Linked DNA regions of Mus musculus: region 2 is linked to region 1. A link is a contact called in ENCODE Hi-C or POLR2A ChIA-PET data. All regions are on one chromosome and are shown on one strand. Each heading gives the region's core, a stretch centred on a gene start or an enhancer-like site at or near the end of the contact. The rest is flanking DNA. Distances are from core to core; before and after follow the strand shown.

Region 1 (6,810 bases), core at 2,016-4,515:
AGAACTACATCTTCCCAGAGCCGGGTAAATCCTGCCACATGGAAACAGCCCGTTCCTCTTCCCTGCACTGCAGGCCGGTGGACACTGGGGCTGAACTAAAATTAAAGCCCTTTGGCAGTCAAAATTCCCAGATCTCAATCGGGAACCCTCGTCTCCTCCCCACGCCCAAGGTCCGACAGCCAAAATCTCTTGAAAGAGAAGGGGCTGCGGGTTTCGGGAGGCAGCTTCTGAACGTTGTACAAAAAGGTATCCCCCTCCTTCTCCTCGTCCTCCTTCTCCTCCTCCGCAAGCTGGGCGCAGCGGTCACAATAGCGCTGCACCCCGCGCCCAGCCGGCGCCGGAGCCTTTTGCAGCTACCGTGCGCAGGCCTCGAGCGAGTTGGCAGAGGCGGGTGTGCCCCGAAGCTCGCCTTCCTGGCTGCAAACATACTGGGTTCGCAGCCGCCAGGATCGAGACCCCGAGCCACGGGCCGGGAGAGAAACCGAGGTGATCGGTCGGCGAGAGCCGAGTCAGGGTAGCAGCAGCTGCTACTACAGCTTGACAAACATGGCTGCTGCCGACGCCGCCTGCCCGGGCCGCGCTCCTTCCCGCAGCCGCGGCGGCAGCCACCTCCCGGCAGCGCTGCTGTCGGCGCTCATCAACACTCAGTAGCGAGCAAAGTTTGCTGCGGGAGGGCGGCCGCCCCCGCGCCCCCGCACCCCCAGCCAAGCTACCTGAGGGCAAGCAGAGGCCGAGGTGCGCGCGGGGCTGGGGGGGGGGGGGGGACACGGCCGGCGATGCACGGGCCGCGGCGGGAGGAAGTTCGCCGCAGCCTGGCCAGCTAGGCCCAAGGCCCGCTGGTAGTGATGGAGGAGGAGGAGGGGGAGGGCGCCGCCGCGGCTGCAGCACAGCGGGCCGCCAACCCTGCTCAGCCACCGGCCCTCCACCGAGTCCCCTCACCTCACTCACGGCCACACCACCATCTTCCCGGCCCCGCTGTCTCCTCCCTCCCTCCCTCCCTCCCTTCCCCCCCTCGCGCCCGTCGCCCACCCCTGCGCACTAGTTACCGTGCCCCGCGCCCCCTCCCGGGCCAGCTGGGGGGAGGGGGTGACCCTCATTACACCGGGGCGCGAGCGGAGCGGAGGACACCGAGAGAGGAGCCGCTCGCCTCCCCCCCTCCCCCCCCTCGTCTCTCTCCCCGGGCGAGAAGGCAGCGAACGCGACCTGCGCCCCGGCCTATTCCTCCTCCGCCGCCAACACCGCCTCCTCCTCCTCACACCCCCACCGCGCGCGCCCCCGCGGCGGCGGCGCGTGCTGAGGAGAGCGCCTCGCGCACCGGCCCGCGTGCGAGCGACCGAGGCCCCCGGGTGCGCGCGCACCCGCCCTCCTCCCTGCGCGCGCACCCCTTCCTGCGCGCGCACCCATCCCGTCCCCGTTCCCCCCCCCCCCCCGCACACACCCCCGCAGCACACACACACCCTGCGCGCGCTCCCACGCCTGCCTCACTCTTCGGGGTTCAGTGCGGGTGAAGTCGGGCGAGCGAGCGGCCGGGTCGGGCGGCCCAATCAGCGGAGCTGCTGCTGCCGCCCCCTCCCCTCCCTTCCCCCTGGGCGCTAGCTCAGGGCCCCGGGCCTACGGGTCGGCCCAGCTGCCCGGGCGGGGCCTGAGGCGGACTCCCCTGGGGGGCCTCGCGCGCCTCCCCAGAGTGTCGGGGCCTGCGGGCGTCGTGGGTGGCATGACGATCCTTTCACCTACCTCGGGGCGCCGCGCCAGCCCCTGGTTGCACACGGCTAACTGCACCCCAGTCATCCTGAACCCCAACCCCGGAGCCACCATGGTGCCTGGCTGAGGCCTGGCCCGCCGGCCTTGCTCTCAGGCCCGCGTCAGCCCCGGCCTCCATCTTAGGTTCCAGCCCGGGCTCCCCATCCACTGGGCACCTGCCCTCAGCCCCGCTGGTTTCGACCCGAGGCCGAGGCTACCCCCGTCTCGCTGTAGGGCTCACCTGGGGGGTTTGGCATGGGGGTCTTCGAGGCCCCAGGCCCCGAGCAGACGTGGCCGCAGGGGAACCCCCTTGCCCAGCCGCACCCCAAACCCACACCACCACCACCACTACAGACCAAGCTGAACAGGAAACAAAATGGAGGCAGCAGCAGCTCGGGTCTGCCTCCCCGAGCCAAGCCTCTACAGCCCTGGGACTCCCTTTCGGCCGCAGGCTCGACGCCCGCGAGGCAGGGGATTGGCTCCTCCCGGGAGCCTGGGGCAGCCGCCCTGGAGCAGCGCGTGCGGGCGGGCCGGGGACTCGGCCCTGCGGTCCCCACGGCCCCTCACCCACCACCCCTTCCCTTCCCTCTCCCTCCCCAGGCCGGGCCGTGCGGGGTGAGCGGCTCCGGGGAGCAGGGTCGGGTGACCCGCCCCGGGGTACTGGCCGCAGGACCGTGGCCTCAACCCGGGCCTGAGGCCGAGAGACCCCGCAGCCCTGAGCCCACGCCCCACACCCCGGCCTCTGGGACACAGCCTAACGGCGCGCCCGCACCTCGGCCTGTCGCCGTGCAGCCCCCGCCCAGCGAGGCCGAGCCCCCGGTCCAGACCCCGCGGGGACGAAGCTCCTCGGTCACCCTCGGGCCCAGGGGTCTTCGCTGCCCCGGGCGGGGCGAGGGGAGCTCGGGGGGAGGGGTCCACTAATCCCTGCACCGCCTCCAGCGCCTAGTGTGGGTCTGGGTCTGGGCCTGGCACGGCGGCCCCGGGGCTGCGGGCGCTGGCGGCCTTGGAGAGGTGCGGGCGCGCGGGGCCGGGGGCCGGGAGGGGCAGCGCCTCGCACCGCGGACGCTGCAGTTCTCCACACCCAGGCAGATGGCCCTCTCGAGCGCGCTTCGCCCCTGAGGCCCAGGCATCGGGACCCCTGCGCGACTGCACAGGGACGGCCGACAGGCTGGACGGGCTGGCCAAGCATGAAAGGCGCAAACCCCCGGCCTAGGAAGGCTCTGCGTTAGGAGGACGGGGTCCTGCTGGCGCGCACTTAGCACCAGGACCCCGCCGCCCTGACCTCGTAGGGCTGTAGCGCGTCCATTCCTCAAAGACAGTGGAAGGTCAGGGACTGGACCAGGCCTGGTCCAGCCACTCCAGTCCCCTGAGGCACTTCTCCCTTCCCGGACCCTGCTGCTTCCTGGGTTTGCTTCACCGCAAGAAGCTCACCTCAGGCATGACTTGGTCCCTAGAGCGTTAAGCGCATCCTTGTTGTTGAGAGAAAGCCATATTGGACGGCCCCGAGAATTCCCGCCTCTTCCAGAAAGCCTTCGGTGATTTGGAGTTCATTTTAAAGCCGAGGGCGCCGCCCTCGATGGCCACGTGACCACCATTCCTCCAGAGGCTTAGTAAATGTGCATAGTTATTGCCCCAGTAGAGTGTTTACCGAGGGCCCTCTGGTAACTAGACCCCCACCTGGGAGAACAGGCACTTTTGGCGTTCCCCTGCCAAGTATCTGTACCGGTTGGGGATCTGCAATGGTTGGGCCAAACTCCATCCTTCCCTGCCCTTCACCTCGTGACTGTGTCCAGCAAGCAGCGGCTTAGGATGCTTCCAGCTGCTTGCTGTCCAAGACCCACAGTCCATTAAAGGAGGCTCAGAGCTAAGCCTTCAGCATACCATCAGTAATGCTGGAGCCCTGGCCCTGCCAAGAGGGCAAGTGGGTTTCCTGAGAGAAGGTGCCCGGCGGAAGCAAGAGTGAAGAGGCTACTGTGACCTCAGGTCCCTCGGGTTAGTTTAAAGGAGTTTCCAGATGCAAAGTTGACTGGCATCTTTCCCTGCGCTAAAACTAGCCGGAAAAAAACTGGGGCCCTCTCCCATGGAGACCCGGTCTTTTGTTCTACGAAGGAATAACTCCTGCTAACACCTTCGGGCAATTCAATAGGAAAGCTCTCACTGGATCCTTTTTCACAAGTAATCATTTGAGCCTGTCATTTCTAACTGGCAGTTACCCCAATGCTAATCACTCCACAGCCCTTCCCAGTGCCTAGCCATTTTGAGGTACTTGGAACTGCCACTGGAGGGCCTTGAAGAAGTTATCTTTCAGTCCCAAACCTCTGTTTCCTCATCTGTGGCCTCCAAGACACAGGCATCTGGGAGGATCCTGAAACAGGCTAACACTCTGTCCTTAACAATTACAGACATATTTGACAAATACTGAAATGTAACTCATTGCTTCCTTCAGCAACCGTTTCCTGCAGTCTAGGCAATGCACCAGGCTCTGGGGAAGCAAAATGGGAGCTAGTGTGCCAGGCAACCTGTGGCCTCAGGGAAAAAAGGGTACCGAGAGAGACTAGCTGATGTAAGCACATTACTGCTCTGCAGGACCCTCTCCTTAACCTCCTACCTCCCCCTCACCCCCATTCAGGATGACCTAGTTACTGACAGAAACAAGACTGAGACCCCAGGGAAATATCAGACTTCCCTAGGTAACCCCTGGGGGTCCTCCCTTCCTCCTACTATAAAACTGTCTACCACAGTGACACAACCAGAGTGCTTATGGAGCTGAGCTTCTATATTCAGAAGGATACTGAATCCTCAAGTGAGACGGGGCTGCTTTCCTGTAGGATTGGGTTCTGGGGTGTAGACCTAGCTCTTCTCTACTGATTATAACTCAAGAATCTCTTCTGGGCCTGCACACCTCACCTGCAGACATATGAGAACAAATCCTTGTTGAGCGGGTATCATGCATTAGACACCACTGAGCGCTTGACACACGTCTGTTCCTTTAACCCTTTACTAGTCTGCAAAGAATTAAGGACTAGGTCAAGCCCTTTGTGCACATTCTCAGGACTATTACTTTCACAGGTGGGGTGGGCAACATCCTTGTGTGAGCCGACACACCCAACAGATGCCATGAAATGCTGGGCCTGTCAGACACACAGGTGTGTGGGGATGTAACTGTCAGGCAAAGACCTCAGCCCCCATTTCTTCCTCTATAATCTATGGATCTTTTATCAGGTACCCTGATGCAAGGTACCTGCACGGATTCTTGGCCATAGAGCAGCCTCTTTCAGAACTGTTCCCTTCTGATTTGTTAGCTCAGCAAATACTTGTTGAGGATGCTAAGAGCCTTGGGGGGTGAGGTGGGGGCAGACGTGCTAGGAGAACACCCAGAAGATCTAGAAAGGACAGATTCTGAAGAATATAAAGGAGTCGTCAGGGAGGGAGGACACAGGTAGCAATTCCAGCAGAAGAGCCCAGAGAAACACCAGACTGGAGGAGCCGACCACAGTTGAGCATGACCATGATCTAGAACATGGGACCCAAGGCTGGGAGTACAAGAAGAGGCTGAAATGAAGACAGGAAAACTCACAGAGGCCTGATCATGCAGGGCCTTGGAAGGAAGGAACTAGGGTGCCGTGGAAGGATGATGATGGGATTTTGCCTTTACAGTAAAAACAGCCTGCTATTCTCTGAAAGCACTAGAAACACATGCCAAGCCCAGAAAGGACCCTGCCTCTGGTACAGGCCATGACTGTTGTATTCCACAAACAGTAGTAGCTTATCCTCATCCAAGACACTGTTGGGATGGACACTCTTCTTTCCATCTTGCAGACATGAAGAGCACAAAGACAAACTTCCCTCCCCTGCCCAGTTCATACTCTTTGTTCTCAGTCCGGGCTGGGAAGAGACAACGAGGCCTCTGGTAATTTGCTCCAAATACAGGTAGTGGACACAGTGACCACCCCTTTGTGGGAATCCATGAGTTGCTTCCTTCACGTCACCACCCAGGGGGTTCACCAGAGCTAACTTACACTGAAAATCAAGGCCAGCCAGGCCAGATTAGAGGTCAGGCAGCCCTGTAGCAAAGTCATCTTCCTGTACCAAAAACTGTCTCTAAGCTGTCCCATTTCTATAGCTCTAACTCCAAGGACTCCACTGTCAAGTTTCCTTCCCCTCAAATATCACTCTGCAAAGTCCTGTGGATGTGGCCTGGCACCAAGATAGGCCACATTCCCTCAGCTCAATACTCCTGCTGGTCTCTCTGCCTTGTCCTGTCAGTCAGGCAAACACAAGCTCATATCAATGTAGCAAATACTTCCTCTTAGAGATCTCCCTGGTGCTGTCCTAGGACATGTAACCCCTGCATGTGCCCCCAAAAGCACGATTCTTGAGGTGCTATTGCTTCTCAGGCCGGTCCCGGCCAGAACTCCTACAACAAGGGACAGGGCACACAGTTCTCTGGCTTCTAGTGACTAACTTCGAATCAGTGAGGCTCAAAGAACAGCAGAAAACAATCCCGAACTCTGCTCTATCCCTTCCTCATCCCCAGCCTGGATCTTACCTGTTTTGAAGGTTTTCATTCAAGGCACACACCTGTAATGTTAACACTTGGTGTTAAAAACAGGGTGATTGGAAGTTCAAGATCATTCTGGGATACAAAGACAACCTTTGCAATGTGCAATGCTTAGTCCAGATCAACAAGACAGACACCTACAAAATCTATGGGAAGATAAAGTATATGACAGACGAGCCTAGCACTAGGTTGAGCAGGACAGCCAAAGCTGTCCACTAAGTACATGATTTTTTTTAAGATTTATTTATTTTATGTATATGAGTACACTGAAGCTGTACAGATAGTGGTGTGGTATCGTATGGTTGCAAGGAATTGAACTCAAGACCTCTGCTCACTCCAGCCCTACTCACTCTGGCCCAAAGATTTATTTATTTATTACTATATGTAAGTACACTCTAGTTGTCTTCAGACACACCAGAAGAGGGTGTCAGATCTCATAACAGATGGTTGTGAGCCACCATGTGGTTGCTGGGATTTGAACTCTGGACCTTCGGAAGAGCAGTCGGGTG
Region 2 (6,810 bases), core at 1,123-3,622, 110 kb before region 1:
GCCAAATAAGCTAGAGGAGACCCAGGCTTCCCGACGGATTTCGGTCCAGCCGCTATTGTCAGAGTTCACACAGTAAACACATCGTTCCTCCACCACCTTCAAGGGAAGTTGGGCTGAGCACCTCAAAGAAGCACCCTATGCTCTGCTCACTTGCACGCTCACACCCTGTCTCTACCATGCTACTGTCCCTGTCTCCTTCACAAGGGGAAGCAATGACAAAGTTCTTCCCGTTATGTATCCTGGGCCCAGAGGGAGGCTGCTCTGCCTCCATTACCTCTCTGTTGACCCTTCCAAGTAGAACAGTTTCTTGGGATCAGTTGCTATTCCAACCCGATCTTGGGGCCTCTGGATCTAGATGTGAGCAGTGTTTCTCGTCTGCCTTCTACCCTCTCCTCTTTGAACTTCCTGGTATTGTGTGTGTGCGCAAGCACGCGCACACACTCCAAAAATGACAGCTTTCATTAACAAAGGGAGCGGCAGCCTCCTGAAGAATGTGAAGTAGTCACAAACTTGTCAATGTGATATCTACCAAGCAGAGCTCTCAGCTGAGGTGACTTCAGACAGTGCTGGGCAGGAAAAGGTGCCTTACTCACGGATTGTGAGTGGCACATCTTTATATAAAGTTTTTCTTTTTTGAAACGCACAATTTCCACCTCTCAGGCTTACAGAAGCCGAGAAAGAATCATCTAGAAGCTCGAAGGTTATTCACACTGTGTGAACATTCCCAAACATGGGTTTTCAAGCCTTCCAAAGCATACAAGATCCATATAATGCACTTCCTCAAATCTCATGCACAAACCGAGGCACACCCCAGTTATCTCCACTTGATGTGACTCCAACAGGGAAGCCACAGCCTCCCTTTCTCGATCAGCATCATTCCTGAAAGCCACCCCCCCCCCCATATGTATGCATGCATGCATGTCACCAACTGACTGCTCTGCGCACAGTACTTGTAACAAGCTTTGAAAAGGGGTGTCAGCCGGGCAGTGGTTGGTGGTGCACGCCTTTAATCCTAGCACTTGGGAGGCAGAGGCAGGTAGATTTCTAAGCTCGAGGACAGCCTGGTCTACAAAATGAGTTCCAGGAGAGCCAGAGTTTCACAGAGAAACCCTGTCTCGGGGAAAAAAAAAAAGAAAAAAAGAACAGGGGTGTCTTTCCCCACCATCTGAGAGCCAAGGGACAGTCCCAGAGAATCTGACCAATCGAAAGGGTAGACCAATCTAAGGGCAGAACTCTAGAGATGCAGCTCATTGGTATTTTAGGCCTGCCTCTGGCCACAGAAGTTCCCACAACTCTCTTGCCTGAAATCTGAAGGGCAACTATTTTGAGGGAGCAAAGGAAGTCTCACCATCAGCCGGGCATGGTTGATGTTCCAGGTGAAGGTGGTCATGGTCTGATTCTGGGGGTCCACAATAGAGTCCTCCAGGATGTACACGGAGTGAGCAACGTTGGCAGGAAACAGTCGCTCTGCCCAACGTGGCATCCTGTTGGTCTTGGTCAGGAGTCTCCGGGACAGTAGCTTCTGGTCGGGGGTCACCTCCCGGTGCACTATGTCTTCGGTTAAGACATGTTTGCTGCAAGAGTTAAAGATGATTCTCAGGAGCCTGCTCTTGACAGCATGTCTACTGGTTCCTATTTAGCGCCTCCAGGTCATGGCTGCCTGCAATCTGTGATCTGTGCCCGGGTTCAGAATTAGAGTACACTGAACCTATCCCCGGGCAAATTCCAACTCCCTCCTCCACCCGACATGGATTCTGTGGCTCTCCAAAGCGAGCAAAATCTCAAGAATTATACCACTAGAGAGCGCCAGCAGCAGGTAAGCAAACCATCCTCAGGATTTCTGGCCCCGAAATACCGCTCAACTCCCGTGCTGCCGCCTCTTCCTGTCCAACCACCTTTGGACTGCAAAATAGAAATCTAGAGCCCAATATAAATCACAAACTAGACAATCTTCTTCGAGGACTTTGGAGGCTTGGACTGATTCTAATCCTATAAGGATTTTGTGCTATAACTGTGGCCACAGTTCCGCAGATAGCCCACATCGGACTCTGTCCAGTCTTTCAAACTCCACTATTGAAGGACAGCCTACGGTGCGATCTCCAGAAGAAGAGAGGAAGGCGACTCGCTCTACCCAACGCCACGTACCTATAGGGATTCGGGTACCGTTGCCAGAAGGCGGCGAACACTTGGTCCCAGGAACTTCGGAGCACGCTCTGGCCCAGGAAATACTTCACCATCGTCCCGACCCGGACGGGCTCAGCACCCGTGCAGCATCAGGGTGAAGAGCCCGGGGGTGGGGGGGACGTGGCTAGGCGCACGCCCGCCAGGCTCGCAGCTCAATCTCCGCAGGACCGCGCCCAGGTCCCTACCGCCGCCATCAGGGGTTATAGGACTGCACGACGCTTCCGGCGCCGGATGCATAGGATCGGCCACTTCCGGCGCCCGCGTCACGTGACCGGGCGTCCCGCCTCTTGGCTTCCAGTCCCAGAGGTGCTGTTTGGAGTTAGCTACGAGGACCCCAGATTCAGTCGGTAACCCCGGCGCAGCGGAGCTTCGGGCGCAGCGGCGGTCGCGCGGGTGAGCACCGCAGGGCTCTGCGGCGCGGTGGAGGGCGCTGTCCGCGTCCCCGCGCCGCGGCTCTGCAAAGGACGGAGCGCCCCGGGCCGAGGCGCCAGGGGCCTGCGAGGTGCGAGGCCCTTGGGGTTGGGGTCTGAGGCTTGGGCTCTGCCTGGGCCGCGCGGACCCTGAAGTGGGTGAGGCGGCCCAGGGAGCATGAGCGGGCAGCGCGTGGACGTTAAGGTGGTTATGCTGGGCAAGGAATACGTGGGCAAGACGAGCCTGGTGGAACGATACGTGCACGACCGCTTCTTGGTGGGGCCCTATCAGAACGTGAGTGCACCCCTGCGGAGCAGGCATGGGAGGAAGGGGTCCGGCCAGTATTCCACACTTATCTCTTCCCTGGTTGTAGACCATCGGGGCTGCTTTCGTGGCCAAGGTGATGTGCGTTGGAGACCGGACGGTGACTCTGGGCATTTGGGTAAGTCCCTTGAGAACAGAGTCTTGTGCAAACCTGTCTCCCGAATTTAATGTCTTGCCTCTTAAACCAGCCAACTGGAGCCTCATAGAGGTCGTTTTTCCTTCCTCACACCCATTTACTCGTCTAAAAAAAGGAGGGGGGGTTGTCTGGAAGATGGGGCCTATTTTGTAGTCTTGTGAAGGAGCTTATTAACTCCTTTCACCCCTCAGGACACAGCAGGTTCCGAGCGCTACGAAGCCATGAGCAGAATCTATTACCGGGGTGCTAAAGCTGCAATTGTCTGTTATGGTAAGGGGTTGAATTCTGGCGTGTTCAAGTAGTAAGGGTTAGGTTACAGGCCAGCATCAGAGGGAAGCCGCTGATCTTTATGTGTCTCTTGCCTTACCCTTACCAAGACCTCACTGACAGCAGCAGCTTTGAGAGAGCCAAGTTCTGGGTTAAGGAGCTGCGCAGTTTAGAAGAGGTAGGTGGCCAGATATCACAAGAGTAGGGACAGAGACTGTATTGGTCTGTGGAGATAATCTCAGCCTTGTCTTCTGCTACAGGGCTGTCAAATCTACCTGTGTGGCACTAAGAGTGACCTGCTGGAGGAAGACAGGCGGCGCCGTCGTGTAGACTTCCATGATGTTCAGGACTATGCCGATAGTAGCTGTTTTTAAGTCTCTGAGGATGGGGGCTTGGGGGCGGGTACTATCTGCCTGAGTGTATTTCAAAGATGGGAATGACAGTCTTGGTTGCTTTCTGGCCTTCTTGAACCTGTGTGGTTCAGGAGACTGAACTGTTAGCTACATTTAGGTGTGCTCCCCAAGTGTGAAGACAGTCACTTCTCTTTGCAGATATCAAAGCCCAACTCTTTGAAACATCCAGCAAGACAGGCCAAAGTGTGGGTGAGTGTTGTCTTGGGTCCTGTCAGCAGGAACAGGCAGGACAGTAGAGCAGAAAGGTTCAGAGGGCTGGGCCACTGGGATACCCAGGGCTGCTGGTCTCAGGCCCTCACTGATTCTTTGCTTGCCAGATGAACTCTTCCAGAAAGTGGCTGAGGATTACGTCAGTGTGGCTGCTTTCCAGGTGATGACAGGTGTGTACTTCCTCATGGTCCCCAGCCTTCTTGGTGACCTACTTGATGCCCCGACATAATAGTAGTGCTGAGCAGTCACCTCTCCTCTCTTTGACAGAGGACAAAGGTGTGGATTTGAGCCAGAAGGCAAACCCTTACTTCTACAGCTGTTGTCATCACTGAGTCACCACTCATCTGGCCCAGTGGAATTAGATGAATTCCCAGAGGGGCTGGACCTGACTCTTGTCTGGGCTGGAATGGTCAAGCGTCTGAGCTATTCCAGGTGCCTCTCACAGCAGAGGTGGCACCTGCCTGTGCTGGCCCATGGAACGGAGGAAGTATTGGGCTGACTGTGGGCATGAGGAGGAGTAAGGGCTGACTTGAATCCCAGGCTTCTGTCCAGACTATTTAAGTAGCTTCTGAACTGTAAATAAAATTGATGCATTTCCTTGCTGTGTGCACTGGGTGTCAAAACACCTAGTTGTTCCTGGGGCCACGTGGGCCTCACTTATATGAAGACTTCCATCTGGAACCAAGTAACAGTTTCCTAAGACTATCACTGAAACCATGGATAAACAATGGGCTCTTTTTCTTATGGCCTTTTTATTAGTGCTTACATGTCTGAGTGTAGAGCAAATACCAGGGCTTCTAACATACTAGGCAAGAACTATATCACTTTTTTTCTTTTGTGGGGGTGAAGATAGGTTGAGGCTGGGATGGAAAAGTACAAAGTTCAGGAGAAGACGAAGGAAAGCACCTCAGCTGTGCCCAGAGACAAAAGGCTTGGGTACATCAACCTCAAGACGAGTTGGTTAGGCCAGCTCTACCTGTTGTGTTATGTCTGAACCTGTGCTCAGGGGTGTGACTCAGTCCTAAGCTTCCCAGTGAAACCCTATAATGTACGCAACAAGAGGCAACTCCATCTTTCTATAACTCAAAAAGGTCTTATGCATCCAATTTAGTTGCTAACTTAGAAAAAGGCCTTGAAGCTTCCAAACCTTTACTCACTGCACTCTAGAGGCAGAGGCAGCAGATCTCCAAGTTTAAGACCAGCATGGTCTACAGACTGATTCCCAGTTCAGCCAGGACTACACCGTGAAAACTATTGTGAAAAATAAAAAAGGGCTTTAAGATGGAATGGTGGCTGGGCAGTGGTGGCGCACACCTTTAATCCCACTAAGCACTTGGGAGGCAGGGACAGGTGGATTTCGGAGTTCAAGGCCAGCCTGGTCTACAGAGTGAGTTCCAGGACAGCCAAGGCTATACAGAGAAACCAAAAAATAAAAAGATGGAATGGTGGCCTGTGCCTTTAATTCTAGCACCCTGGATGCAAAGGCAGGTAGGCTTTTGAGTTGCAGGCCACCACAGCTGCATAGTAACAGCCCACCCCTCAAAAAAACTCATTAAAGAATAAGAAAAATAAGGCAACTGCTAACTTATTCAGGATCAGAAACACTGAAAAGCTATGTGCTCATGTAAAAAGGGCTAATACTTCCCGTTTAAGCAAGAGGAAGTGTATTACAACCCTTTCCAGTTATTGGTGAGGATGTGGGCTCAACTAGGGTTCTACCTTTGCCTCTGCTTTCCCTCTTAAGCCTGAGTCTTCAAACTTGCCTTTGAAGATTTCAGAATCCCCAACCTGGTCCCATTCATGCCATCCAAGCAACTGGGAAGCTGCTGCAGGAGGAAGACTTGTTTGAAGTTAGCCTGAACTGTACAGTGAAACTTTAATTCAAAAATAGAACTCAAAGTGCTGGTTTCATTTCTCTAAAATAATTCCTCAAAATACCGAGTGGTAGAGGATTGCTGTGAAGCCACTGAAACTAACACCAACCACGCTCAGTAGAGAGGGAAAGGATGGATACTTAAGCACAACCCGTGCACCTGGGAGGAATCCCAGTGCTTGGAGGACCCAGGCTGTCTCCTGCCCTTATCCTAAACCAGTCAGCCCCCTGTCTTGTTAAGCTATGTTTCCCCAGAGACAATAAAAACACAGGGCAAGGGCCATAAGAGTAAAGTTAAACTTTACTTTACAGTAATTTTTTTCTATATACAAAGAATTACAGTACATGTTTATGGGGACTCCTAGCACAGGGCTCCCCTCTTTTTCACTAGGTTCACTTCCAGCTGGCAACGGGTTGGGGGCGAGAGAACACAGTGACGGACCTTCGTTGAACCCTTTTCCCCATTTAAAAAATATAGCTTTCTAGTCAGTTTTCTTTGCTAGACCTAGAAAGCTGCTTTCCCACGAGCTCCTAGATGCTGTACTCACCCAGCCTCCACACTCTCCTACATACACACACGGCGGCACCACCACAACCTGGAGACCACCTGCTCTGCCCAACCTAGAAACAATGCCAACACCTCAGTTTCTGCTCTGCTCCCTGTCTGCTTCTGCCAAGGTGCACTAAGCTCCCAGGAGCAACTCCTAGGGCCTCTCGTAGACTTATGTTCTTAAAGTCACAGGAAGGCTGTTATAGGGGAAGAACCACAAAAGAGTTTAATGCATTTTGCTTATAATGGTCAGGAAACATCTCTTTTGAGGTTGTTTGTTGTCTAACAAAGCTCTTCCAAAATTCTTAAACATTGCCCTTATTCTTCATAAGCAATTGAGATGCTGCCATGAGAGGGGAGGAGGTAGAGAAGCAGAAGGTAATGGCTACTCCACGCCCACAGTTCTCTTCTGACCTTTCCTGGGCAGGATAGACAGATAAAA

The links. A loop is a pair of places that touch in the nucleus more often than their neighbours do. ChIA-PET counts read pairs that join two places held with the same protein, here RNA polymerase II (POLR2A).
Region 2: a map of heart shows a loop between it and region 1 (2.1-fold over the local background). The contact joins the promoter of Prelid1 here to the promoter of Nsd1 in region 1. A Hi-C loop is called at or near these places in 1 of 37 maps with a recorded cell type or tissue (heart). POLR2A ChIA-PET finds 5 or more read pairs at or near these places in 4 of 5 experiments (Patski and embryonic stem cell).

Annotation. Positions count from the first base shown.
Region 1 is chr13:55,206,237-55,213,046 of GRCm38, reverse strand. Nsd1 (nuclear receptor-binding SET-domain protein 1) reads right to left here and starts at 3,265. Exons shown (of 23, transcript NM_008739.3): 1 at 3,172-3,265.
Region 2 is chr13:55,317,617-55,324,426 of GRCm38, reverse strand. Prelid1 (PRELI domain containing 1) reads right to left here and starts at 2,372. Exons shown (of 5, transcript NM_025596.5): 1 at 2,146-2,372; 2 at 1,349-1,574; 3 at 1-96. The coding sequence starts at 2,237. Rab24 (RAB24, member RAS oncogene family) reads left to right here and starts at 2,447. Exons shown (of 8, transcript NM_009000.3): 1 at 2,447-2,889; 2 at 2,969-3,037; 3 at 3,247-3,325; 4 at 3,433-3,500; 5 at 3,583-3,682; 6 at 3,874-3,924; 7 at 4,053-4,115; 8 at 4,213-5,204. The coding sequence starts at 2,773. The coding sequence ends at 4,277. Nsd1 (nuclear receptor-binding SET-domain protein 1) reads right to left here. Exons shown (of 23, transcript NM_008739.3): 23 at 6,102-6,810.